Regions from separate parts of the Homo sapiens genome. Here region 1 is linked to region 2. A link is a loop called in an ENCODE intact Hi-C map of the cell type or tissue named here. Cell type or tissue: heart left ventricle. All regions are shown on one strand. Each heading gives the region's core, and the rest is flanking DNA. Links, peaks and the distances in the headings are about the cores only. Region 1 overlaps FRMD4A (FERM domain containing 4A). Region 2 holds the start of FRMD4A-AS2 (FRMD4A antisense RNA 2).

Region 1 (11,675 bases), core at 1,766-9,765, 170 kb after region 2:
TCTTCGAGACCTGCTCTGTCCCCTAAGTGTAACATTAGCGGGGGCAAAGGATGGAGGTGTGGCGGGCACTTCGGGGCCACCTCACCTATGCTGGTAACCAAGGTGCCCACCCTCGTCCTGGACAGGTTTCTGGCCTCCTCTAGGCTTTCCTTTCTGCTGCCGTCATGAAGTGGGCTGGGCAGATGGTCTCTCTGGCTCTTCCTATAATCCTGGGTGACCCATGCCCACCTGTGTGCCGCGGTTCAGTTCTCCCACTGATTCGCTGTGTGAATTTGGCGAGTTGCTTCTCTGGCTGTATCTCAGTTCCCTCTATCACATGGGGGCAATCCTGGTGTCTACTTCAGGTGTTTCTGGTTTCTAGGGCTGGCTGCATGAATTCATGTGAAGTAGCAGCTGCAGGCGGGGACAGGTGGGCAGTGTTGTTGGCAGCTTTGCTGTTCTGCTGCAGCGATGTGATGCCACTGTCACTCCTAGACTAGAGGTAAAGGATTTGTCTCATGTGCACGAATGGATCCCGGTTCAGGCTGGGCAGGGACCTCTGGGTAAAGAGATGCCACCTCTGGCAGGCGGGTCTCTGATCTTGGCTTCGGGGTCTCTCCTACCTGTTCTGGGTGCCTGAGAGCCAAGACAGTGCAACTCCATTGTTCTTCACACCCGTCTGCCTACAGGAAGTAGCCTCCCTGTGTCCCCTGCCACAGAACCCAGGGCTGTGCTGGAGAGGCAGGAAGGAAACCAGCCTTCCCAGCTAAGCAGCAGGGCGACAAGGAGGGGAGTCGCCGCCCAGACCTGCTGGCCACACAGTGGACAGAGCTGCACAGAGTCACCTCATGCACCCCCCGCAGCAGCTTCCCCTCCCCGGGAATAATGAGCAGCCGCTGAGCCATTGCTGGGCTCAGAGCCCCCATGGGGATGGAGAGGGACACACAGTGACAGCCCAGGCTTCAGACCCGGCAGCTTGCTCAGGCTCATTTATTCAAAGCTGCGCTCCTTCCCCTGCTCTTTCCCTCTGGGTTTTCCGAAAAGCTAACCCCGGCCCCTCCTGTCCAGAGAGATGGGGGCAGACGGGCCACGTTTCACAGTCACTCCCAGACAGCCCCTGTCTGCCATCCCACAGCTGCACCCACTCCTAAAGGGCAGGGAGCCACCCATCCAGCAGGTCCCGGGGTCCCGGGCAGAGTGGATGGGCAGGCAGTGCTGGGCACAGAGCGGCGGCTGTGGCTGTGCCATCCGGCCATGCGTGTCCAAACCCTGGCAGCTTAGCAGTCACTGGGGGCTCTGCAGTGACAAAGGGATTGTCAAAAAACACCCTTGGCGAAGAGCAGGAGCTGAGAGTGTCACTCTTCAGAGGAGACCGTGGTTCCTCCCAAAGCACAGATGGGAGTCACCTGATGGTTACTGCTTGTTTGCTGTTTGAATTTTTTTTTTTTTTTTGAGATACAATTAACTCAGAAGTGGCAACTCTTTTGACTTAGAATCTGTGAGATGCCCCAAGGGAATAGGTTAACAAGAAGAAGCTTAAGGGGCCTGCTTCACCATGGAGTGACCCAAGGTCGGCTGAGACCAAGGCCCGCCTGCCTTCCCAGCCCAGAGTGCCACAGGGACAGTGGAGAGAGAACACCAATGTCAATGCAGGCTTCGCACTGAGATCACTCATGTCACAACCAACCAGTGCTGAGTTCCCTTCAATTACACGGAAACGAGGTCTTCGGGGTTTCCATCTGAGGGTGTATGAGTTTCCTGTGTCTGCCATAACAAATAACCACAAACCTGATGGCTGGAAAATAACAGAAACTCACTCTCCCAAATTTCTGGAGGCAGCTGGAGGGGACAATCGCTTCCCCACCTCTTCCAGCTTCTAGTGACTGGGGTTCCTCGCCTGTGTCTTCATCACTCATCACTCAGGTCTCTGCCTCTGTCTTCTCTCCTGTATGTCTGTTTTTAAAAAACCCTCTGTATCTCTCTTATAAGGAGGCAATATATCCCAGGACCTTGGGAGGCCAAGGCAGGTGGATCCCTTGCGCTCAGGAGTTCGAGACCAGCCTGGCCAACATGTTGAAACGTCATCTCTACTAAAAACACAAAAAAATTAGCTGGGTGTGGTGGCACATGCCTATAATCCCAGCTACTTGGGTGGCTGAGGCATGAGAATTGCTTGAACCTGGGAGGTGGAGGTTGCAGTGAGCTGAGATCATGCCACTGCACTCCAGCCTGAGATCGTGCCACTGTACTCCAGCCCGCACTCCAGACCCCATCTCAGAAAAAAAAAAAAAAAAAAGGAGACAATATAATGGCACTTAGAGCCCACCAGGATTAGTTCCTCCTCCCAAGGATCACGTCTTTTGTGATGAAAGGTAATACTCACAGGTTCCAGTGACTGGGATGGGTACATATGTTTTTGGGGACCACCATTCAACCTGCTATAGAGTGTAACAAATCATGTCACACAAAGTTTACCACAACACAAGAGCACATGTGCCAAGTGTGACTAAGCTGCCTGTGTTGAGTGCTGTAGAAATCCAGAGGAGGGAGAGAGCATTTGTAGGCAGGATGGTCAGGGAGGGCTTCATGGAGGAAGTGGGCTTTGAGCAGGATAAAATTTAAATGGGAAGGGGGAGGGGGAGAATGGAATGTACAAAGATTTGGAAATAAAAATGAGATCAGTGTTTTCTTTAGTTCAATCAAATAGATTGAACAGAAATGGATATTTTTGTAGGGAACTGGGCAAAAGTGAGGTTGGATAGGTAAACTGGGGCTGGGTTCATAGGGTGGTCTTAAATACCAGGCTAGCATTTAGAACTTGATACTATATGGAGTGGGGATTTTGTTTTGTTTTGTTTTGTTTTGTTTGAGACAGAGTCTCACTCTGTCACCCAGGCTGGAGGGTAGTGGTGCGATCTCGGCTCACTGCAACCTCCATCTCCTAGGTTCAAGCGATTCTCGTGCCTCAGCCTCTCGAGTAGCTGGGATTACAGGCATGAGCCACCACGCCCAGCTAATTTTTTTGTATTTTTAGTAGAGACAGGGTTTCACCGTGTTGGCCAGGCTAGTCTCAAACTCCTGGCCTCAGGTGATCTGCCCACCTCGGCTTCCCAAAGTCCTGGGATTATAGGCGTGAGCCACCGTGCCTGGCCATACATGGAATTTTTTAAATAATTTATGATTAGGATCTGAAATAATGAATACAAGTAACGTTCCATGCCAGGCATATTCTAAGTACTTCATATAGATCAGACTAATTTATTTAATTCTCAAAACAGCCTTGTGACCTGGGTATAGTCATTATCCTCATTTAATAGCTGAGAGGAAACTGAGGCACAGAGAGGTTTAGTAACTTACCTGAAATTATATAAGAAAGACAGGATATATTAACTGACTAGATTCAAGAGATCATGAAGGATGCAGATGGTGTTCAAGTTTTTTCGAATGGGTGAATAACACTCTTAGGAAGGCAGGATCGTTTGTAGGAAAGGAAGAAGCTAAATTTAATAATAACATAAGGAATAAAGGCTGGGTGCATTGGGTCACACTTGTCATCCCAGCACTTTGGGAAGCCAAAGAAAAAGGGTCACTTGAGGCCAGGAGTTCAAGACCAGCCTGGGCAACATAGAAAGAATCCATCTTTACAAAAAAAAATTTTTTTTTAATTAGCCAGCCATGGTGGTACATACCTGTAGTCCCCCCCTACTCAGGAGACTGAAGCTGGAGGATCACTGATCCCAGGATTGGAGGCTGCAGTGAGATATTATGGCACCACTGCACTCCAGCCTGGGCAACAGAATAAGTCCCTGTATCTAAAAACAATAATAATAATAACATAAATAATGTCTTAGTATAGGAATTCTTTTTATGGTACAGTAGTCCATCATTGTACAGATGAGAAAACTGAGGCCCAGAGAGCTTGCGTAATTTGTCTAAGATCATCTATCTGGATAGACACATGTCAAGTTTAAGTTGGTGGCATAATATATAAGTGATGGTAAATACCAGGCTAGCATTTAGAGCTTGATACTGTATGTAGTATAGTATACTGTGGAATATAGTATTCTGTGAGGAATTGGTGAGGTGCCTGGGTGCTACCTCATCCTTGAATTCCTTTCCCCAGAATTTACCTGAAGGGCTCATGGAAGTCACCTGAAAGGATGTTGTCATGTGGGTGTGTGTATTAGTCTGTTCTCATGCTGCTAATAAAGACATACCTGAGACTGGGTAATTTATAAAGGAAAGAGGTTTAGTGAACTCACAGTTCCACATGGCCTCACAATCACGGCGGAAGGCAAAGGAGAAGCAAAGGCACATCTTACATGGCGGCAGGCAAGAGAGCTTGTGCAGGGGAACTCCCGTTTATAAAACCGTCAGATCTTGTGAGACTTATTCATTACCATCAGAATAGATGGGGGAACCACACCCATGATTCAGTTATCTCCACCTGGCCTCGCCCTTGACACCTGGGGATTATTACAATTCAAGGTGAGATTTGGATGGGGACACAGCCAAACCATATCAGTGTGCCTAGAGCGCTTTACAGCCCTGCAACACGTTAAGTGCTGTTTTGATCATTCTAGTTAGTCGTGTCCTGCCTGGAAGAAGCAGGCCAGGAAGTAGTCAGGACCTGATCTGGAACCCTGTAATATGCTGGGAACGTGAACAGTTCCCACTGGAATCATCCAGTGTTCTCAAGAACTCAGATCTGGGTCCTGGAGCCACAAAGCACTGACTGAGAGCTCCTCTCCTTTCTTCCCTAAGTATTTAGAACCAGTGCTTTCCTTTCCTTGCTAAAGCACATGGCTGAAGCCCAGGTTTCTAAGCCCAGTTGGTGTTGGAAAGACTGTCCTATTAGCTCTGTGAGTGGTGCCACTGAGAAGTATATGTTAAGGAGGGATGTTTGCAAGGAGGTTTTATTTGTCAGGTATCAGGAGAAATAAAAGCTAAGAGGGACAATGGAAAAAGATTTTGAGATACAAAAAGAAAAGAGAGAAACTATTTGATTGAACAAAGCTAATTATGGGCTAAGAGAAAGCCAGTCTTAGATGTAATGACCTCTTAGGGCCAGGACGGCTGATGGCCCACAAGAGGCTAATTCTGACAAACCCAGGGAGCACAGGCTGCCTTGCTCACGTGGCCTCTGGGCTCCTGCCCAGATTGTCCAATAGAATGCGATTGGGCTACTAGCTGCCTTTCTGGCCTTGCTCCCAGTCCGATCCCTGCAAAGCTCCACAAATGTTTACAGCACCAGTAATTGGCAAATTATACTCAGCGGGATTCTGTAAACATCCCTTCAAAGCACATAAGAGCAGATTGCTTTCTGCTTGCCCAGCAACTTTCTCTGAAGGAGTTTAAGAAACTTTCAGAACAATGTAGTATATTAATCACTGTCACATCAGCGGGGGATATTGTCTTCATTTGCAAGATCAGGAAATCAAGGAGCTGATGCCACAAATTGTTTTAAATCAACTGTACAGAAAATAAAAGACTCAGTGCCTGAATCAATCAGGATAGGCTAGGTTATGCTGCAATGACAAACAACCCCCAATGTCTCTGTGACTTAAACAGTGAAACAATGATGTGTATTTCTCACTCTCACTACATGCCCATCCATCAACTCTCACTCTCATTGACAGAGCAGCCACCTTCTGGGCTGTTGCCAGTCACCATGACAGCAGAAAAAATGTGTGTGGCTTTAAAAGCAGCTAAGAGTCAGGAGTTGTAACCTCAACATCTTCTGGGATCTATTTTCTCCCTCTTCACGGCCTTTACTTCTCCATTTGTAAATTGCAAGTAATAAATGTAGGCTTTTCTTCCTGGAAATTGATACATATGGTCTATAATAACTGTTGTGTAAAGTAATGGGACTGACCTTTTAAATTTTTTAACAAAAGATATAAATCCAGATAGGTACAATTGTTGAAAAAGTTTATTTGAAAAGATGAAGTTTGTTCCAGCCAGGCAGCTACTGCTCAGAGCCTTTTCCTTGACTTCAGTTTATGAGTCACCAAGAAAACTTGTTTTCTTATTGTAGTGTGACAGGCTAAATCAGAGAGACATATCACCATGGTAAGGCAAAAACTCAGTCTCCAGAAGGCTTCCATGGTGGTATCCATTACTCTGGTGAATTCTTCAGTGTGTTAAGCCATCTCTTTATTCTGCAGGCTCAGAAACCTGATTTTTCATTCTCAGGGGAAGACTCACATTAACCAGGTTGAAAGTACTGATGTATAAATCCATAATGTCAGTGCACTGGTTTCAAGTGAGTCATGTAGCCCTCACTCAGCCAGGGCCCTTGAGGCACGATCCTTAGGCTCTCACCCTGGAAGCAGGGTCAACAGAGGTAGAGTGGCAGAGGGATTACACATGTGGGCTTTGAAACTATCAGACCTCCTTTCCCCCTTTTTCCTTTTTTTTTAATTGTGTCAAAATACATGTAACATCAAACACCATTTTAACCATTTTCGTATGTGCAATTCAGTGGCATCAAATGCATACACAATGTCATGTAACAATCACTAATATTTCCAACACTTTTTCATCATCCAGTACAGAAATGCTGTAACCATTAAGCAATAACCCCCCATCTGCCACCACCTCAGCCCGTGACAACCTCTATTCTGTTGTCTCTATGAATTTGCCTGTTTAATTACCTCATCTAAGTGCAATCATACAATATTTGTCTTTTTGTGTCTGGCTTCTTTCACTTAGCATAATGTCTTCAGGTTCCATCCACGTCAGGATTTCATTCCTTTTTAGGGCGAAATAATATTCCATGCTGTGTATCTCAACCTTGTTTTGAATCCCAGCTTGGCTGTGAGACCCAGGACAGCCTGCCTGGTATCTCTCAGTCTCAGAATCTTCTTTGGCAAAAGAATGATAATCTCTATTCTGGATGATAATGAGTTCATATATGAGGGACATATCCAGGATGTAGGTGTTCCTTGGGAGGCATGGAATTAGGAGAGTTCAATGTAACATGATCAGCTAAAGTAACCCCAAGCCTCCATTTCTGCCACATAAAAGGCCTTACCACCCGGTAAGGGACCCAAATATTCAACACCTATTGGCTAAGATCACGTTTGCTTCCTGGGTTCATCTCCCTTCCCCAACTGCACCTCCCACCCTGCCTCCACTTACCCCCTTCCATTCAGGCCCAATCATTCTATGGAGTGATGAACATATGTTCTAGATAAACTATGCCAGCACTGGGAATCATTCTTTCTCTTTCTGGGCAAACTTATGTATCTCTGATCAAATCTGTTGAGATGTAGGCTTTAAAGTTTAGCTCTCTTTTTTTTCTCTCTCTCTTTCTTTCTCTTGCTCTCTGTTTCTGTCTCTCTTTCTTTCTTTCTTTTTTTTCTCTCTCTCTTTCCCTTTCTTTCTTTTTTTTTTTTTTTTTTTTTTTTTTTGAAACAGGGTCTCACTCTATCGCCCAGGCTGGAGTGCAGTGGCATGATCATAGCTCACTGCAGCCTCAATTTCCTGGACTCAAGCAATCCTCCGGTCTGAGCTTCCTGAATAGCTAGGACTAGTCCCAAGTGCATGCCATCATGCCTGGCTAATTTTTAAATTTTTTTTTGTAGAGATGGGGTCTTGCTATATCGCCTCTGGGCTTAAAGGATCCTCCTGCCTCAGCCTCCCAAAGTGCTGGGATTATAGGCAAGAGCCACTGTGCCCAGCCTTAAAGTTAAAATCTCAAAAAGAACAAAATCTTATTTTTATTGTTTTCAAGTTTGGACCAGACCTCTCACCATAATCCCCAAGAACCCACAATAATTACTTTGTAGTCACACTTCATTTTATGAAACTGGGTTGACCAGGCATAATCACCCATTCCTCCTCCTCTATCTCTGTTCACTAGACTTGACTTTAAGTGACTTTTGGCATTTGAAAAAAAAAATCAAATCCATTCTCGAGCACAGGAAGATTTATCACCAGTGAAAACGCGTTGACAAATCTGACACAAGCCTCAAGGGCAAACCCAAAAGATTATCAAAAATGTTTCAAGAAATAGCAAGCATCAGAGAAATACAGTGACTACTTTGAAAGCGGTAGCAATCATTTGGACAGGTAAATTATATCACAGACTGTCCCTAACCTATGATGGTCTGACTTATGATTTTTCTACTTTACACTGGTGCAAAAGCAATGTACTTTTAGTAGAAACTGTACTTCCAATTTTGAATGTTGATCTTTTCCCAGGCTAGCAGTACGCGGTACAATACGCTCTGGCAGCGCTGCTCAGCCATACAGTCACAAGAGTAAACAACTGATAGTCTACAGTGTACTGAATTCAATAAAGTACATGAGCCATTCAACACTCTATGATAAAACAGGCTTGACATTAGATGATTTTGCCCAACTGTAGGCCAGTGGCAGTGTTTAGAGCACCTTTAAGGTAGGCTAGGCTAAGCTGTGATGTTTGGTGGGTAAGGTGTATTAAATGTATTTTCGATTTACAATATTTTCAACTTCCAATGAGCTTACCACGATGTAGCCCCATCATAATTCGAGGAGCATATGTATATTGCAACTTATTTATTTTTATTTTGAGACAGTCTCGCTCTGTTGCCAAGGCTGGAGTGCAGTGACGTGATCTCTACTCACTGCAACCTCCACCTCCCAGGTTCAAGAGCTCTGCCTCAGCCTCCCGAGTAGCTGGAATTACAAGCACACGCCACCACGCCTGGCTAATTGTTTTATTTTTAGTAGAGACAAGGTTTTGCCATGTTGGCCAGGCTGGTCTCAAACTCCTGACCTCACGCAATCTGCCCACCTCGGCCTCCCAAAGTGTTGGGATTACAGGCGTGAGCCATGGCGCCCGGCCACTACCTTGCAATTTAAAAAGCAGCCACACTACCTCATAGTCACAAGTGATCCAGCAAAGCCTTTGTTATTGGGCAGCCGAATACTTCCTGGGGGTGGAGCTAGTGCTGGCCACAGCCCATGGCAAACACAGCATTTACCGGAAGCTTCAAGAGCACCCATCTTGCATTCTACTTCGTAATTCATCAGCGACCTTCTGAGATGTGCCACGTTTACTCCACTGCATTCTCGCAGAGTAGACGTTCCACCAGGAGTGAGGGAGGGTCTGACGTATCACCTTGAATTCCCTGTTGGTTATAGAGATTGCTTTTTCACTTTTTCAAAATTCAGTATGAATGGAAGTATAGACTATGAGGTGGTATTGATTTATCACGTTGGGTTCTCCTGTCCATTCCTGTCTGCTGGGGAGGAAGCTTCAAACCCATTCTTTCAGTTTAAGTGGTTTTCATCAGTGAATTGATGGTCATCTAGGCCCTGAGGCTGCCACCCAGGAGCCCAGGAGTGAGACAGAAAAGGGTGGAGCATCTTCTTTGGCTTTTTAAACTCAGCGCTAGCTCTTACTCCGTGTCCCTGTTAAAAGTCTAAGGTCCCTATGGGCCTGTGCTGCACCTTGCTTATTTTTCTGTCTCCTACAGCATGTGGGCAGTGCCCTGTACATAGTAGGCATTCAATAAATAAATGTCTGTTGTATTAAACAGTCATTTCAATATCAGGGTGCCAGCATGGTTAGCTCCTGGTGAGGGCCACCTTTGCATTTTGGCCCCACATGGCAGAGAGAGGAAGCAGGCTCTCTGGTGTCTCTTCTTATAAGGACACGAATCCCATCTTGGGGGCCCCACCCTCATAAACTCATTTAAACCTAATTGTCTCCCAAAGGTCCCATTTCCAAATACCACTGGATGTCAGAGCTTTAACGCATGCATTTTGGGGAGATATAATTCAGTCCATGGCAGTACCCAAAAAGTGAAATAAGAAACCAACTGTCGGCCAGGTGCAGTGGCTCATGCCTGTAATCCCAACACTGGGAGGCCGAGGCAGGCAGATCACGAGGTCAAGAGATCGAGACCATCCTGGACAACATGGTGAAACCCTGTCTCTACTAAAAATACAAAAATTCGTTGGGCATGGTGGCACGCACCTGTAGTCCCAGCTACTCGGGAGGCTGAGGCAAGAGAATCACTTGAACCCAGGAGGCAGAGGTTGCAATGAGCCAAGATCGCACTACTGCACACCAGCCTGGTGACAGAGCGAGACTCCATCTCAAAAAAAAAAAAAAAAACCAACAGATAATGAAATAACTTTCCTAATATCTGGTGAGTGTGCTTGGAATGGAGTAATTTTCATAGAGGCAATGTATTTTCAAATGCATGACCTGGAAGCTAGTTTAGAAATAACTCTTCTCTTCCGGCCCTGTTTCCGCATCAGACAGCCTTTCCTCCCTCCCCCACTTCAGTGCCTGGTGTTCTGTGGTCACTTCAGTAGTAACAGACCAAGGTGAATAACATGTTAACAATACAAACATCTACCATGACTTTATGCCTAACGCTCTGGTGTGCTTCTTTAGACTGGCAGATATCTTTTTTTTTTTTTTTGAGGCAGAGTCTCACTCTGTCACCCAGGCTGGAGTGCAGTGGCGTGATCTTGGCTCACTGCAACCTCTGCCTTGCAGTTTCAAGCGATTCTCCTTCCTCAGCCTCCCAAGTAGCTGGGATTACTAAAAATACAAAAATTAGCCAGGTGTGATGGCGCACGTCTGTAATCACAGCACTTTGGGAGGCTGAGGCAGGTGGATCACTTGAAGCCAGGAGTTAGAGACCAGCCTGGCCAACATGGTGAAACCCCATCTTTCCTAAAACCAAAAAAAAAAAAAAAAGCCATGCGTGGTGGCATATGCCTATAATCCCAGAGGCTGAGGCATGAGAATCGCTTGAACCCGGGAGGCAGAGGTTGCAGTGAGCGAAGATCATGCCACTGCACTCCAGCCTGGATGACAGAGCGAGACTCCATCTCAATTAAAAAAAAAAAAACCCTTCTAGGAAACAAAACAGAAGGTCTCTATCTGTTGATGACCCTTGACTTGGCTGTGTGCTCATCAGTGTCATTGTCTATTTGTTTGGGTTTATAAAAATCATTTGCTTCAAAATACTTGAGCTTTGTGACATTTCATTGAAAAAATTATGGAAACCTGAGATTGCATATTTTAGGAAAAGCAGTCTCTCATCACTTACCCTTCTTCCATTGTATTCTTCTTGCAGCCCAAGCTGTTGGCCAAGGAGCTTCTTGACCTTGTGGCTTCTCACTTCAATCTGAAGGAAAAGGAGTACTTTGGAATAGCATTCACAGATGAAACGTAAGTACTGCCTTGAGCCCTCACAGCCCGAAGGGAGAGTCAGTGCAGAACCCGAAACTGCTCCACTCCAGCTGTTAGCAGCGAAATCAGCTGCAGACCACTTGGGTCCCATGGTCTGGGGTCAGTCCAAGTTCATCATCTGAATTTCAAAGGCCTTGTGGTCATGCCTGGTACAGCCAAAGGATATAATTAGGGTGATACTAATATTATAAAATTATTAGGTAAACTAGTTCTAATAATCAAGCAGGTTTGTGTTCAGACTGAAATGTTTATTTTTTTTTAAGTGGATCTATGTGAGTTTGTTTTCTATTTAAGTTAAATGAAAACTTCTGGAAATGAAACATTTCTCTCTACTGTTGGGATAACAATAACAGGAAGTGAATTTGATGATAAATTCAAAATGAAAATAACCTGTGCAGTTTCAGTGTCTAAACTGAAATAAAGCGACTATGAAAATAAAAAATTCAGATCACTGATCTGATGAGAAGAATATTTGCTTTCAAGGGTCTTTTCA
Region 2 (11,675 bases), core at 1,141-9,140:
AATTAATATATTGAAATCCTATCCCCTAAAGTAATGGCATTAAGAGATGGGGCCTTTGGGAGACAGTTAGTGCCCTTATAAAAGAGGCCCTCAAAAGCTCAGTAGTCCCTTCCACCATGTGAGGACACAGGAAGAAAGTTTTGCTTGTAAGCCAGAAAGTGAGTGCTCCCCAGGCACCGAATCTGCCTTAATATTAGACTTTCCAGCTTCCAGAACTATGAGCAATAAACTTCTGTTGTTTGTAAGCTCCCCAGTTTATGGGATTTGTTATAGCAGCATGGAGAGGCTAAGATGCCATCCTTAAAGGGAGGACGAGGAGAGGGCGCTTCCTCCCCTGCTGAGCCCCAGCTCTGGGTTGTCAGGTAGCAGAGCATTTAGGGAGAGGAGCTCATTAAGAAAAAAAAAAAAAAAGCAGTCTGGAAATGCATACGGGCACTTGTCGATTTGAAATCAACAACGTAGAATGGTGTGCTTATGTCAGCCTACTGGTCAACTTGGCTTCCTGAAGACCAATTGTCAACGAGCAGAACCTCAGCTCCCAAGGCCACATGCCGTGCCATTTGACATTACTCTCGGGGCAATACCTAGATCCTATGGCTTTTGGTTCAGCCATAGCGTCCATCTGCAGATCATCTTGTGTTTGTCTGAGACAGAGTCTTGCTCTGTTGCCCAGGCTGGAGTGCAGTGGCACAATCTCAGCTCACTGCAACCCCCACCTCCCACGTTCTAGTGATTCTTGTGCCTCAGCCTCCCAAGCAGCTGGGATTACAGGCATGCACCACCACACCTAGTTAATTTTTGTATTTTTAGTAGAGACAGGGTTTCATTATGTTGGCCAGGCTGGTCTCAAAACTCTTGGCCTCAAGCAATCCACCTGCCTAGGCCTCCCAAAGTGCTGGGATTACAGGTGTGATCCACCACGCCCAGCCCAGATCATCTTACTCGCCCTTTATTTCTAGTAGAATCTCTGGTTGGGTGTTCTGTGTTCTCCTTGATGGTATTAAACCAACATACCTAAGAGCAAACAAAAATATCTTCGGGACTCTGTGACTTCCTTTTTTCTTCTGTCAATGGCCTTAAGGTGGCATAAGAGAAACATGTCTCATGTATCTTAGAGTGGGGCCCATGCAGTACAAGAAAACTTCTGTCCTTAAGAGATCCAGTGGTCAGAAACTGGCTAGGTTTGAGAGTTGGTTTCTATCTCAGATGGTACACATAAGACCTAATCCTTTATCTTAACTCCTGTGGCTGCGCTCCTGTTCACTCTAGTCACCTGAGAAAATACAACCTCGTAGAGGCATTATAAACTCAAATATGTGTCAAAGCCAGGCAGGGAAGAAATGTAGCAGGAAAATACAGAAAGAGGCACATTGCAACCTGGAAAACTCCTGCCCCAGCAGGTGAGGCCAGCTACTACTCAGCTGTGCCACGGGAAAACCAGGGCCGGTGTTCCTGGATCTTCTAACTTTACAAAAGAAAATGTATGTATGCGTTGTTCTTATATTTAAGGAAAAAATACATATGTCTGTATGTGTGTATGTGAGAGAGGAACAGAGTGAGAGATATGAAATATCTCTATTTTTATAATCCAACTTTAAAGAATAACATTGCCTAAGATGCCAGTTTTCAATTTCTACAAGTAAAAGAGCACTGTCCTGAGGCAGGCAGATGATCTGAAGTCAGGAGTTTGAGACCAGCCTGACCAACATGGTGAAACCGTGTCTCTACGAAAGTACAAAACTTAGCTGGGCATTAGCCAGGCATGGTGGCTTACACCTGTAATCCCAGTACTTTGGGAGGCCGAGGCAGGCAGATCATGAGGTCGGGAGATCGAGACCATCCTGGCCAACATGGTGAAACCCCATCTCTACTAAAATACAAAAATTAGCTGAGTGTGGTGGGGCACGCCTGTAGTCCCAGCTACTCGGGAGGCTGAGGCAGGGGAATTGCTTGAACCCGGGAGGAAGAGATTGCAGTGAGCCAATATCACACCACTGCACTCCAGCCTGGTGACAGAATGAGACTGTCTCAAAAAAAAAAAAAAAAAAAAAAAAATTAGCTGGGCGTGGTGGCACACTCCTGTCATCCCAGCTACTCGGGAGGCTGAGACAGCAGAATCGCTGAACCCGGGAGGTGAAGGTTGCAGTGAGCCAAGATCGCATCACTGCACTCCAGCCTGGGCAACGAAGCAAGGCTCCATCTCAAAAAAAAAAAAAAGGACTGTCCCACCCTAAATATCTACATATTCTCCCCTGCCCCAGGCTTGATTTTCATAAAAAGGAAACATCTTGCTACAAAAAAAACTAATCTTAAAATAGATCCTCAGGCCCTCCAGCTGCAGCATAATCCTAGTGCTAAATCAGAATATATATTTTTTTAAAAAAAAAAAACCTATTCTGACAGGTCAAATGCAAATTTTAAAATATATTTGAATACATTGAATACACGTCCTCCAGCTAGAGGAAACAGGAAGATGACATCCTCTTTGCTGAGAACATGGTTTTATTACCTAGCAATAGGACAACAACTTCAGAAGCAACTGAACCTCTGGTCTAATTATTGCCTGATAGAACAACTTATTAATATCATCAGCAACATTTTTTTGTTTTGGGAAGATATTCTCCATTGATGGTGTTAAAACAGAACAAATCAAGCAATTTCAGCCAATAGAACAATCACCCTACCACCTAGAGGTATATTTTGCTAACTCAAATTTGCAGACCAGCAGTGTGTGGTCCTACTTAAAACTAGAGATTGCACAAGAGCCAAACAGAGGTTCTTTTATGATCAAGGTGGCTGACTGGTAACAGCTGGACTAAAACCTTTCAGTTCTAAATCATCTCTTTCATGCTAGATGGAGTGGAATTCTGGGGTCCCAGCCAAGTCCTTGAGCAAGAACTTGAATGGATTCACAGCTCCTTTTCTGATGGAAACGTTGGCTAAACCCTGAGGAACTCTGGATCTCACCACGATGTCAAATAGAATGATGTCCCTGCTGGGGGAGGAGGCAAGTCAGGCTTCTCCATTGTCCCTTCTAAACAGCAGCTCACACTTGTCACATCCACAGCAGAGATGCAACTCTTCAGTTTTAAACTCAGGATGTCCTCACTGTCTCTTGCCGGATAAGGCAACTTTGAATTCACTACCTTCTAGCACTTAGCCCAAAGTTTTGTAGGGACATAGGACACGCAAGAGAAGCAGATCAATGGATATGTTGGCTAGTCATTACTTTAATCTCTTTACACTAAATCCTTTTTTTTTTTTTTTTTTTTTTTTTTGAGACAGAGTCTCACTCTATTGCCCAGGCTGGAGTGCAATGGCACAATCTTGGCACACTGCAACCTCTGCCACCGGGGGTCAAGCGATCCTCCTGCCTCAGCCTCCCAAGTAGCTGGGATTACAGGCATGCGCCACCATGCCTGGCTAATTTTTGTATTTTTAGTAGAGACAGGGTTTCACCATTTGGTCAAGCTGGTCTTGAACTCCTGACCTCAGGTGATCCGCGTGTCTTGGCCTCCCAAAGTGCTGGGATTACAGGTGCGAGCCACCATGCCTGGCCTACACTAGATCTTTATTAAATTAAATAATCAAATATCAACATAGTTATGCTGTATTTTCTCAACTCCCTGCTGAAATTATTTTACAAAGTTAAGATTTAATTCCTCTCTATTGAGGGCTGATGTTTAGTGTCATTTTGTTTTGAATGAGCAGCAACCTATTCTTGGCCTGGACTGGGGCTGGCCATGTGACCCGAGACTTAGGCAGGACATGGAGGTGGGTGGGCAGGACCCAAGGCCAGGCATGGGAGTTTGCTGGGGTCAGTGAGCCTGCAAGCCAACCCACAGACAGGCTAAAGACTCATGAATCCGGTTAGATGTGTCAAATATAGCTGGAGAATCAAGAAACAGGTGGAGACCAGAGAAATCAGAGGAGAAGAAACCAATTTAAAGCAAAGGTAGAAGCAAGTGTTTGTAGAAACCCCTTGAACCACTGGCATAGCTCCAGGCATGTCTAGGCATAGCCTGGGCTATAGGCAGAGATGAGGTGGTTAGGATGGTATCTTAGTATCATCTTGCTGAGAAAGCCAGCAGAAGAAACATCTATAAGCACGCTTCTGAGGCTTTTTCAAAATGACCATTGAAGATCTTGTTCCTTATGTTATTCAGTGCTTTTTATATATTCCACTCCGTTAATTCCTTTTAGAAGATAATAAGAAGTATGTGATTCAATGTACTTACCTTTTTACCTTTGCTGCCAGGAAACTCAAGCTAAAGTTGAGGCACAACCTCAGTAACTTGCTCATTCTGGATGTCTTTTCATACTTTTAACTTATTGTTTTCTTCTTTTTTTCTATTTTAGATTACCCTTAATTTTCTAGTTTACCCTCATATTCCATGTAAATATGTGCACATATTTTGTGCCTTTGCCAAGCAGCATGGAATCCTATAACCTTCTCTTCTGTGTGTGTTACTTTCTGTAAGGGAAACCAACACAATGGAAACGTAGCCCATTGAGAGTAAAAAATAGAACAAAGTATGCTACTTCCCTTCTCTTGGCAGAACGCATTGTCCCAACAGGTGTATCAAAAATGCTTCAAGGTAAGCCAAGACATGGGAACATTGTGCTCTGAGCAAGGTGGTTCTTTTTTCCCAGAAGGGAATGAATTCATTTGGAATGTTAGGCCCTGACAGAACAGAGCCACTCCATTCCACTCCATTGTGTCCTGGGAGTACACAGGGACTTGGTGCAGCCCCTAGAGGCAGTGGCAGTTTACAGGCATTCCTGGGAAGAACAGAGGGGGTCCCGTTGGAGGAAAGCAGGTGCACACTGTCCTGAATCTCCGCGCCTGATGCCCACCTTCATACAAGCTGCAGCTATGCCTGGGGGATGACAGTTCTGCAGAGTCCAAACTCACAAGGATAAGGGCTGGAAAAGAGGCTTTGCTGGTTTTCTGTTCCCACCAGGATGTTGGAAGCCTCCTTTTTGTCCTTTTCACTCTACGCTTCTTTTTTCTTTTCCTTTCTAAATGTTGCTGTCAGTGTACTCAGCTGAATGCTATCAGATACACAAATAACAATAGCTTCCTGGGAACGATTTGCTGCTGTGGGTCATGGGCCAGTGCCAAGAAGCCCAGGCACGCCAAGCACAGTGTTTTAGGAAAACCGCGGCTTTCAGAGAGCAGCTTCAGGATAATTGTTCAATTCCATTAGGGATTCTGGCTCCGAATGCACCTCGGAACCTGGCCCCAGTGTCTCCTCCAGGGGAACTTAGAGGTCCCCCACTCCATACCTTGGCTGGCTTTCTTTTTGATTTGTTTAATTTTCAAGAACCATCATTACTGGAATCTCGTATCTGATTGCGGTGTTCATGGAAAGAAAAATGGGAACAAGGGCTGAGAGACAGTGAGGCTTCCAGGGTGATCAGGTTGACTCGCAGAGGGAGAAATAACAGATTCCCAAATGCGGATTCTGGCACTTACACGTTTCTGAGTTTCCGATCTGGAGATCGGAGAGGTCACCGTCCTAGGGCTTGTCAGCCTCGCCAGCCTGCTGGGGCTCCCATTGTTCTGCTCAGAGTCCGGGAAGCAGATCCTGCTCCCTGATGACAGCTTCAGGCCGAGATGTTCCTGCAATGGAAGGTTTCCCGGGCAGGCTTTGCTTCCATCCTGGAGAGAGTTAACCAGGTCAGCCAGGGTCAAGGAGCAGATATCAAGTTACATATTTTCCTCCCTCATTTCCTAGCACACTCCCAGACATGCTCCACAAGGAAGGCCAGGAAGGAAGCATACCCGCCCAACAGACAAGACAGGCCAGGACCCTGGAAAGAAGAGGAAGGCACGTCTCTGGGCCTTCTCAGTCCTTACTTCCTCCTCCCTCCTTGTCCCACATTCCCCTCTGGATGGGTCTCACTCTCCAAGAAAATGGCCAGGAGCAAATCCAGGCAGAGAGGGAAGTTACTGAGACCCAGAAGCACAGCCAAGAATAGAAAGTACCTTTAATGAGCTCTTTCTATGTGCTTAATCTATGCAGCTGTTTTCTCCTCTGATCCTCAGAGCAGCCCTTTGAGGTTGGCTCTTATTCCTAACCCCACTTTCTAGAATAGGAAAACAGAGAATAGAGAGAGATTAAGTCATTTGTCCAGGGTTACGCAGCCAGCAGTGGCAGATCCAGGGTTTGAACCCAGGTAGTCTGACTTCAGAAAACTCTCCAGAGCGAATCTAAATGGGGGTCTAACCTAGAGTGAGACCCTTGGAATCCAAGCTGCTGAGAAAAGTGTCCCTTTAGAAAGGAACTCTAGGTCTGGTTGCCAGATTCAGCAAATGAAAATACAGGATGCCCAGTTACATCAAATTTCAATAAACAATGAATCATTCTTTCATCTAAGCATGTTCCATGGAGTTTGTCTGAAATTCAAATGTAACTGGGTGTCCTGTATTTTATCTGGCAACTCTTAACTATAGGGCCACTCCCATCTCTCTGCCCTCTGTCTTGTCTTCCTCTCATCATCAATAGGCTGTCTCCCTGCTTCCATTTCCCCTCTGATGCCCATCTCTGGAACAACTGAGCTGTACCTGTCCATGTATTCTTATTTAAAATCAATTATTGGCTGGGCGCGTTGGCTCACGCCTCTAATCCCAGCACTTTGGGAGGCCAAGGTGGGTGGATCACGAGGTCAAGAGATTGAGATCTTCTTGGCCAACATGGTGAAACCCCATCTCTACTAAAAATACAAAAATTAGTTGGGCGTGGTGGGAGGCTGAGTCAGGAGAATCGCTTGAACCCGGGAGGCGGAAGTTGCAGTGAGCCAAGATGGCGCCACTACACTCCAGCCTGGCGACAGAGCGAGGCGCCGTCTCAAAAAAAAGAAAAAAAAATCAATTACTAATGATCATCTAATATCACCTGAGCATCCATAATATGCCAGGGCTTCTTTGTTCAGAAGAATCAACATGGTAGCCTCTGGGCTGGTAGGTGTTAGGGTGCAACATAATCAAAAACACCAGGACCCCTGATACCCACTCAGAAGCAGGAGCCACTACCGCTAAGACGCAGTGTGGGATGGGAGGTGCCACTAGGGGGCTGGAAGACTGAGACCCCCCTCACCCCTGGTCAACCAGAGCTCTGCTTCTAAGATATTTCTTATGTCCCCACCAAATATTTCATTTGGGAAAAGATTTCCATAATTGACAAAAAAAAAAAGTTACTGAAAATCACTGTCCTAAAGCACACCTTCTCAAGCGTCAGTTTATAATGGAATCATCTGGGGGTTTTACTAAATGCAGATGCAGTCTGCATTCCTCCAAGTTCCCGTGTAGTTGCTGAGGCTGGAGCCTATAAAGGGCATTTTGAGGTCGAGGATCTAAAGTATCCTCTCTGACGTCCATGCTCATAGGTTATTTTTCTTTTTCATCTTTGTTTCAGGTAGGTAGGTAGGTAGGTAGATAGATAGATAGACGGATGGATAGGCAGATAGATCTCTATAGAAATCTACATAGAGATCTCTCTGTTCATCCATCTATCTATCCATCCATCTGTTCAACTATAGAGACCTATCTATCTATCGATCTATCGGTATCTATCCATCGGTATCTATCCACCAATTCATCCATCCATGTACCCATCCATTCATCTATCTATGTATATATGTAGATATCTGTCTATCCATCCATCCATCCATTAATTATCTTTCCCACAGCTATTTTATGCAAACACTTAGACAAAATTAGTAGTGACTGTACAACCCACTCAAAGAGAAACAAAATCCTCCTGGTGGAGGTGATCATAAGAGAGAAAGGAAGGGACTAAACACATTGAAATGTCCCTGTCTGAAAGCATTCCTTTCTTGGGCACTGGGGATACTTAAAAATACAATCCACTCTAAAAGGATCTCTTCCTCTGTGACATCCTACCAAGGTCGAAGAGTCCACTATGAGAATTTCACATTTGCCAAATTGCGAAGTCCTACAGACCTGAGCAGTCCTGGGCCTTAAAAACTCTGTAACTCCTACATGACCAAATGGGAGTCTTTACGGTTGTGTATAATACTAAAGAAGTGTTCTGCATGGATACGAGGCATATTGTAGCCTTTAGATATGAAGTACATTATTTTCACTCCTCTGTTTTGTGTAACTATTAAATAAGTGGGCCTGAGACACTGCTTTTGCCTACTGTCTGATCAGATTTTTTTTATTTTCTAGCGTATATCAAATGTGCTTGTTTCTGTTAAATTGAGAGTCCCCTCTTTTAAAAAAGAAAAACTGAAGTGTTTATTTTTTGGCCACGATGACATTGAGTGCTCCTGGTTTGGAGTGATTTATTTTTTCTCTTCCTTTACAGCTGTGACCTAGTTAATTGTAGGTAGGAAGCAAACTCTGAAATCATTAGACCTTCTGCTTTGCTTAGAAATCTTGTTCTGTTAAATTGTACGATGTCCTCTTTAATAACAGGAAGTCAGGTCTCAGAATCAGCAACATTTGTGTTCTTTGTGCATCGAGTTAAAGAAAAGTAAGTGTGTCCCCTGCAGTTTCCTCGTGGTCGGGGAAGAGAGACGGATGAGTAAATGACCCATGGATGAGTCACTCATTTCTATAACGAGTCAAAATGCTCTGTTGGCCGCAGGTTGTAACCTCTGAATATTCTAGTCTCCCATCCAGAGACAAAGGAGGGAGTGATCAGGGTCTCAGCTTGGCTGCTTGGTTCCTGACGTTGGGCGAACTCAAGTACTGAAATATCACATCATTAAGAAATGACTTTAATGTAGAAATAAATGCATGTTACTAATATTCAGGCTTTTCAAGTCTGTAAGTGGGCCCTCATGGTGGAAGGAGACATCCTGTTACTTTAAACAAAATATTTCTTTTCACGATTTAACTTTTTCATGGGAGGGGTGGGAAAAAGTTGGGTGGAAGTTTCTTAAGAGTCGATTTTCCATTCTGCATATGGGGGAAGGATCGTTTATTAACTCCTTCCATGGGCCAGTTGCTCTGCTGGGGTTTCTATCCCACGATAGTTCAGAGGTAAAGTGGCAGATCTTTCGAAGCCATGTGAAAATATGAAGCTGTAAACATTAAGTACAGTGACGGACACAGCTTGCTTCTATTTCTCTCAATCACCCTAAGTCCAAGAACTAAGGTTGAGCTACGAGCCTAGATCTATGAGATCTGTGAGATCTGAGGGCCTAGATCTATGGCTCTCAAAGTGTAGTCACATAGCCAGAACATCAGCCTCTCCTGGTAACCTGTTTGAAATGCAAATTCCCAGGCCCTACAGACATGTTTTTCCATGCCCTGCAGGTGATTCTCATACAGGTATGAGAACCACTGACCGAAACCCTTAGGTTCCATTGTGAATTGAAGAACTCATCTGCAAGCCACCAAGACCTGGTGATCTAGGGGTCTACAGCAGTGGTTCTTCTCCTTGGCTGTACCCTAGAAACCCTGAGATGCTTCTCAAAAATAACAATACTGAGTCCCTCCCCCAGACCAATAAAATCAGAATCTCTAGGAGCGGGGTGCAGGGAAAAGCTTTTCTTTTTTTTTTTTCCTTATATTTATTTTATTTATTTATTTATTTTTATTATTATTGTTATACTTTAAGTTTTAGGGTACATGTGCACAATGTGCAGGTTAGTTACATATGTATACATGTGCCATGCTGGTGTGCTGCACCCATTAACTCGTCATTTAGCATTAGGTATATCTCCTAATGCTATCCCTCCCCCCTCCCCCCACCCCACAACAGTTCCCAGAGTGTGATGTTCCCCTTCCTGTGTCCATGTGTTCTCATTGTTCAATTCCCATCTATGAGTGAGAACATTTAGCGTTTGGTTTTTTGTCCTTGTGATAGTTTACTGAGAATGATGATTTCCAATTTCATCCATGTCCCTACAAAGGACATGAACTCATCATTTTTTATGGCTGCATAGTATTCCATGGTGTATATGTGCCACATTTTCTTAATCCAGTCTATCATTGTTGGACATTTGGGTTGGTTCCAAGTCTTTGCTATTGTGAATAGTGCCGCAATAAACATACTTTCTTAAAACTTCCCAGGGGACCCCCATGGGCAGCCAGGGCTGACACCCTGGGACCACAGGAAGGGAGGACCCAGGTGGGAGAGGGTTGCTGCCGTGGCTGTAATGTCTACGCCTGTGGAAGGGAGCCTGCAGTCATTGTGCAGAATCCAAGCAGCCCCTAGAAACTCTCAGTTCTAGACAAAAGAGATGACCAAAGCCACGGGTGGCTGCAGTGTCGGGACAGTGGGGCTGGGGAGGGGCTTCGTTTGGAGCCAGTTGGTGCTGTCCTGCCAGATTGCACCTTCTCATCCCTCCCAGCTGCAGGTGTGAAAAGCTGCCAGCCTGCTCAGTTCCTAAATCAGCATCGCCAGGGCTGGCAGACTTCTAGAGGGCGGCTGTACGCTAGTGAGCAGTGTAAACCTGCTCTAAAGCTTGTGTCAAAGGCTTAGGATGGGCCAGGGGCCCTCCTGTGCCCTAGGCTGTGGTTGTTTCTTCCCAAACCCAGGCCAACCCAGTGGGCTTATGCCCTCAGCCTGGACCTGTTCTCTGCTTTCCCGTGGAGACTGGTGCCTGCCAGGGCTGCGACATGGTTCCATGGCTGGCTTTTGCTAACCCTGCTCCCAGCTCAGGGCCCTTCTTCACATCTAAAAGGATCCTATTCTCTCTCCGGCATCCCAACCTTAGCATATGCCTGGCTTTCCAGGCTCTTAGGCCTGACCTGAACTCACACCCACTCCCTGAAGACTACCTACATTCAAGGAGATTTAAATGAGTCTAGAGCCAGAATCAGCCTGTAGCCACCAACCCCTCAAACCACCCAAGGCCAGTGGGAGGTGCTCAGCAGGCGTCCTCCATTCCAGCCTCCTTCCCTGTCCCATGGTCCTGAGTAGAGAGACCAGCTGACCTTACCACCAAGGCTCCAGGGTCCCAGTGAGCAGATCAGCCAGCCCCAAGTATGCAGGAGGAGGGACACCCGAGGGCGAGGCTGGGGCCTAGGGGCCAAACACGTGAGCCGGACTTCAGAGCTAAGCTCCCACTCCAGCCCGGAATGCGAAGGCAAACCAAGCAGACGGAGGAAAGGTCAGGGTGAGCCAGCCACCTTGGGAGTCAAAGGAGCACAGGGTTACCTGAAGCCCACACCAGCAGGGCTCATGAGGCTAAGCCACTCCTAGATGTCAGCAGGCATGTCTGTGGGCAGCGTCCCTGCCTGCTTCAGGAGTGGAGCAAGCGCTGCCTGTGGCAGAAATAGTAGGTGGGAAAGATCAGTATCTAACAGCACAGAGCTTCCCCCAAATTACACACAGGATTGCCATGGGATCCAGCAGTCTCACTCCTGGGTAAATCCCCAAAGGAATGGGAAGCAGGGACTTGGGGAGATATTTACACACTCTTAGTCACAGCAACGTGAGTCACAGTAGCCAAAAAGTGGAAACAACCCAAGTGCCCGCTGATGGATGAATGTGGTCTCTCCATACAATGGAACATTACTCAGCCTTAAAAAGGAAGCGAATTCTGACACATGCTACACCACGGATGAACCCTGAGCACCTTATGCTGAGTGAAATAAGCCAGTCACAAAAAAACAAATAATATGTTTCCTCTTATACGAGCTACGAAGAATTGTCAAACCGACAGGGACAGAAAGCAAAACAGAGTTACCA

The links. Peaks named below come from ENCODE experiments on the same cell type or tissue, not always from the same donor. Only the 100,000 strongest peaks of a DNase experiment are listed, where the experiment ranks them.
Region 1: it touches region 2 in a loop (1.8-fold over the local background); 2 of 110 quality-filtered maps call a loop at or near these places.

The regions. Positions count from the first base shown.
Region 1 is chr10:13,810,300-13,821,974 of GRCh38, reverse strand. FRMD4A (FERM domain containing 4A) reads left to right here. Exons shown (of 25, transcript NM_018027.5): 4 at 11,067-11,161. Among named protein-coding and RNA genes, the nearest start is that of FRMD4A-AS2, 180 kb to the left of the region's middle. In heart left ventricle, for the core only: no CTCF peak of the experiment used is centred there; a DNase peak (open chromatin) is centred at 5,124; H3K27ac peaks cover 415 bases.
Region 2 is chr10:13,984,556-13,996,230 of GRCh38, reverse strand. The region is part of intron 2 of FRMD4A (FERM domain containing 4A); the gene reads left to right. It overlaps FRMD4A-AS2 (FRMD4A antisense RNA 2), which reads right to left and starts at 4,651. Exons shown (of 3, transcript NR_199003.1): 1 at 4,239-4,651. In heart left ventricle, for the core only: no CTCF peak of the experiment used is centred there; DNase peaks (open chromatin) are centred at 5,138 and 5,622; H3K4me3 peaks cover 1,117 bases; H3K27ac peaks cover 3,021 bases.